Linked DNA regions of Homo sapiens: region 1 is linked to region 2. Evidence: read pairs that join two places in POLR2A ChIA-PET (ENCODE). Cell type or tissue: PC-9. All regions are shown on one strand.

The links. Peaks named below come from ENCODE experiments on the same cell type or tissue, not always from the same donor. Only the 100,000 strongest peaks of a DNase experiment are listed, where the experiment ranks them.
Region 1: POLR2A ChIA-PET joins it to region 2 with 5 read pairs; 5 of 35 experiments call an interaction of 5 or more read pairs at or near these places.

What each region holds. Positions count from the first base shown.
Region 1 is chr10:72,614,026-72,616,525 of GRCh38, forward strand. The region is part of intron 1 of MICU1 (mitochondrial calcium uptake 1); the gene reads right to left. Among named protein-coding and RNA genes, the nearest start is that of MICU1, 11 kb to the right of the region's middle. In PC-9, no CTCF peak of the experiment used is centred here; no DNase peak of the experiment used is centred here.
Region 2 is chr10:72,845,420-72,847,919 of GRCh38, forward strand. The region is part of intron 2 of MCU (mitochondrial calcium uniporter); the gene reads left to right. Among named protein-coding and RNA genes, the nearest start is that of OIT3, 47 kb to the right of the region's middle. In PC-9, no CTCF peak of the experiment used is centred here; a DNase peak (open chromatin) is centred at 972; H3K4me3 peaks cover 350 bases; H3K27ac peaks cover 1,659 bases.

The DNA of each region.
Region 1 (2,500 bases), 230 kb before region 2:
CCCAGCTATTTAGGAGGCTGAGGCAGAAGAATTGCTTGAACCAGGAGGCAGAGGTTGCAGTGAGCTGAGATTACACCATTGCACTCCAGCCTGGGCAACAAGAACAAAACTCCATCCCCAAAAATAAAACAAAAACACATAATATAAAATGTACCCATACTCATTCAAATGGCTATTACTTAAATTTTAAAAAAAAAACAAGTGTTGACAAGGATGTGTAGAAAATGAAACCCTTGTACACTGCTGATAGGAATATAAAATAGTGCAGGCACTACAGAAAAAGTATGGCAGCTCCTCAAAAAATTAAACATAGAATTACCATATGATCCAGCAATTCCACTTCTAGGTGTATTTCCAAAGGAATTTAAAGGAGGAACCTGAATAGATATTTGTACAGCCATGCTCAAAGCAGCATTGTGCACAACAGCCAAATGGTGGAAGCAACCCAAGTGTCCACTGATGGATGAATGGATAAAATGTGACACATACATACAAGGAATATTATTCAGCCTTTATTTTTTCTTAATCATGGCAAAATTTCATCATGTCATTTCACCTTCAAAAGGAAGGAAATTCTAGCATATGCTACAACATGGATGAACCTGAAGGATACTATGCTAAGGGAAACAAGCCAATCCAAAAAAGGCAAATACTTTGTGATTTCACTTACATGAGGCACCTAGCATAGTCAAATCATAGAGACAGAAAGTAGAATGATGGATGCCAGAGGTTTCAGGGAGAGGGAAATGAGGAATGAGCATTTAATGAGTATGGGGTTTCAGTTTGGGAAGTAGTTTTGGAAATGAATGCTAGTGATGGTTGTGTAACAATGTGAATGTACTTAATGCCACTGTACATTAAAAATTATTAAAATGGTAAATATTTAAGCTGTGCTAAAATATACATAACAGAAAATTGACGATTTTGACCACTTTTAAGCATACAATTCAGTGGCATATACATTCACCATGTTGTACAATCACAGCACAACCTTAATTTCTGAAAAGGGCAAATATATTGCAGCATTTTTCATACTGCGGATTTGTCTGATTGCTTCCTTGTGGTGTGGTTTTGTGTTTGTTTGTTTGTTTGTTTGTTTGTTTTGAGATGGAGTCTCAGTCTCACTCTGTTGCCTAGGCTAGAGTGCAGTGGCATGATCTTGGCTCACCGCAACCTCTGCCTCCTGGGCTCAAGTGATACTTGTGCCTCAGCCTCCCCAGTAATTGGAATTACAGACATGTGCCACCATGCCCAGCTAATTTTTGTATTTTTACTACAGACAGGGTTTCACCACTTTGGCCAGGCTAGTCTTGAACTCCTGACCTCAAGCAATCTTCCCGCCTTGGCCTCCCAAAGTGCTGGGATTACAGGTGTGAGCAACAGCACCACAGCACACTGTGCTGTGGTATTAAATCTTTCTCTATTCCTTTTTTTTCCTGTAAACTGGAAGTTACATCTAAAGGTTAGATCACAGTCAAATTAAGTATTTTTGGCAAGAATTCTGCATAGATTATTTTCTATATTTCATGAGTCTTGTCTTAGGCTTTTTTCTCTGATGTCTAATCTGCCATTAATCCCATTAAATGTATTTTTCATCTCAGACATTATAGTTTCCATCTCCGAAAGTTCAGTTTGAGTTTTTTTATACCTTCCATGTCTCTATTTAACATGTTCAGTCTTGGCCAGGCGCGGTGGCTCATCACGCCTGTAATCCCAGCACTTTGGGAGGCCGAGGAGGGTGGATCACAAGGTCAGGAGATCGAGACCATCCTGGCTAACACAGTGAAACCCTGTCTCTACTAAAAATACAAAAAATTAGCCGGGCGTGCGGCATGCACCTGTAGTCCCAGCTACTTGGAAGGCTGAGGCAGGAGAATGGCGTGAACCCGGGAGGCGGAGCTGGCAGTGAGCCGAGATTGTGCCACTGCACTCCAGCCTGGGCGACAGAGCGAGACTCCGTCTCAAAAAAACAAAAAACAAAAAACAAAAAAAAACATGTTCAATCTTTCTACTAGTTTCTTGAGCATATAGAATATGCTTATGAAAACTGTTTTAAATCCCTCTTTACTAATTCTATCATCTGTGTCACTTCTGTTTTGGTTTCTAATTTTCTTCTCATCAGTATGAGTCACGTTTTCCTACTTCTTTGCATGCCTAGTAATTTCTGATTGGATGCCAGACATTGTGAATTTTACCTTGTGTGCTTTCTTGTATTCCTATAATTATTTTTGAGCTTTCTTCTGGGCCATGATTAAATTAGTAGGGAACAGTTTTGGCCCTTTCAGGTCTTGCTTTTAAGCTTTGTCAGCCTGGGCTGGAGAAGCATTTAGTTCAAGGCTAATTTACCCACTGTTAGGGCAAAACCCTTAAGAGACTCTACACAGAAACTCCGTCTCTACTAAAAATACAAAATTAGCCAGGCATGGTGGTGCACGCCTGTAATCCCAGCTACTTGGGAGGCTGAGGCAGGAGAATCACTTGAACCTGGGAGGCAGAGGTT
Region 2 (2,500 bases):
ATGCATGTACTGAATAACAACAATGTTTCAGTCAACAATGGGCCACATATGTGATGTTGGTCCCAAAAGAGTATAATACTGTATTTTTACTGCACCTTTTCTGTGTTCAGAAATGTTTAGATATACAAATACTTACCACTGTGTTACAGTTGCTGACAGTATTCAGCACAGTAACATGGTATACAGGTTTGTAGCCTAAGAGCAATACCTAGATACCTACTAGGTGTGTAGTAGGCTATACCTTCTAGGTTTTGTAAATATTATCTATGATGTTCACACAGTGACAGAATCACCTAATGATGCATTTCTCAGAATGTATCCCTGTCGTTAAGCAATGTATTCATAGAATGAAATTCTATATAGGAGTGTTTTTTTCTTTTTTTAAAATTTACCACTTCCTTATATATAGGAGTTTAAGTGAATATTTCCAGAAATACGATCCAACTTTGATAAACCTCAAAGCAATGATTATCATAAAAGGCAAGTTTTAGAGGTTTGTATACACCATGATCCTTTATATATAGGAGTCTCCCCTCCACCCCTTTTTCCATGGCTTCACTTTCCATAGTTTCAGTTACCCACAGGCAACCGCAGTCTGAAAATATTAAATGGAAAATTCCAGAAATAAACAATTTTTTTTTTTGAGACAGAGTCTTGCTCTGTCACAGGCTGGAGTGCAGTGGTGCAATATCAGCTCACTGCAACCTCTGCCTCCCAGGTTCAAGCACTTCTCCTGCCTCAGTCTCCCGAGTAGCTGGGATTACAGGTGCCTGCCACCACACCCAGCTAATATTTGTATTTTCAGCAGAGACAGGGTTTCACCATGTTGGCCAGGCTGGTCTCAAACTCCTGCCCTCAAGTGATCTGCCTGCATCAGCTTCCCGAAGTGCTGGGATCACAGGTGTGAGCCACTGCACGCGGCCCAATTAATAAGTTTTAAATTGTATGCTATTCTGAGTAGTGTGATGAAATTTTGTGCTCTCCTGCTCAGTCCCACCTGGGATGTGAATCATCCCTTTGTTCCGCATATCCATGCTTTATATGCTACTCGCGCATTAGTCACTTAGTAGCTGTTTCAGTTACCGGATTGACTGTTGTAGTACTGCAGCAGTTGTGGTCAAGTAACCCTTATTTTACTTAATACTAACCCCCCATGTACAAGAGTAGTGATGCTGGCATGTTGTTTTAATTGTTCTATTTTTTTCTTAGTTCTTTCTGATAATCTCTTATTTTGCCTAATTTATAAATTAAACTTAAAAAAATTTTTTTTCTTCTTTTTTGAAAATGAAAATGTTTGACTGGCCTGGGAAGGCTCCTCCCACCCCTCAAAGCCAGAGCTAACAAAGTTGTTCCCTTTAGGGTCCAGATGGAGGGAACCAGGATAGGGACTGGGAAGGGACCAGGAAGCAATGAAGGGAAGGAGTGGAAAGGAATAATCCAAATGGAGAGGAATAAAGCCTCCAAAATCTACCTAAAAGTAGGAGATCTTAGATCCAGGGAAACTTCCTCCCAGTGTGGTCAGGGAGACAGCTGAGCTTTAGATGTCAGTGTATTGATTTCCTTTTTTATTGAGACGAAGTCTCACCCTGTCGCCCGGGCTGGAGTGCAGTGGTGCAAACTGGGCTCACTGCAACCTCCGCCTCCCGGGTTCAAGCGATTCTTCTGCCTCAGCCTCCCAAGTAACAGGGACTACAGGCACACGCCACCATGCCCAGCTAATTTTTTGCACTTTTTCACTAGAGACGGAGTTTTGCCATGTTGGCCAGGGTGATCTAGAACTCCTGACCTCAAGTAATCTGCCCGACTCGGCCTCCCAAAGTGCTGGGATTTAAGGCATGAGCCACCGCACCTGTCCTGTATAATGATTTCTGATCAAGTTGGGGGAACCTGGGGTTCTCCACAGATCCCATCCTCATAGGCCACTCGTGTCAACTGAAGAATTCCAAGGTTTATAAATTTGGAAAGGAGAACTTCATTTCTCATAAAGGGTTGCAACCTTCAGGGTGGCCATTCTAACAGGCTGGGAAGCATAGCCCCCAGTCAAAAGCCAGAAATAGGTAGTTCCTCAACTTTATCATAGGTATGTATGTATAGCAAAAAAAATACTATATATAGGGTTCTGTACTATCTGCAGCTGGGTATTCACTGAGAGTCTTAGAACATATCCTCCATGTATAGGAGATATTACTATAAAATATAAATATATGCAAAGTCATACTATATTTGGTTATTTAATACTGTACAGCAAATTACAACAAAGGGGCATAAACTAATCTTTTATTATCTCTCATGTTTCTGTGGATTAGGGATTTAGGAATAGTTTGGCTGAGCAGTTTGTAGTCTTTTGAGGGTGCAGCCCCATGTCAGTCAGGGCCTTAATCATCTGGCTTGACTGAGGCCGGAAGATCTGATTCTAAGGTGACTCACTAACATGGTTGACAAGTTTACTTTTGGTCAAGAAGGTACCACTTCTCCATGTGGGCTTCTCCATAGGGCTGCA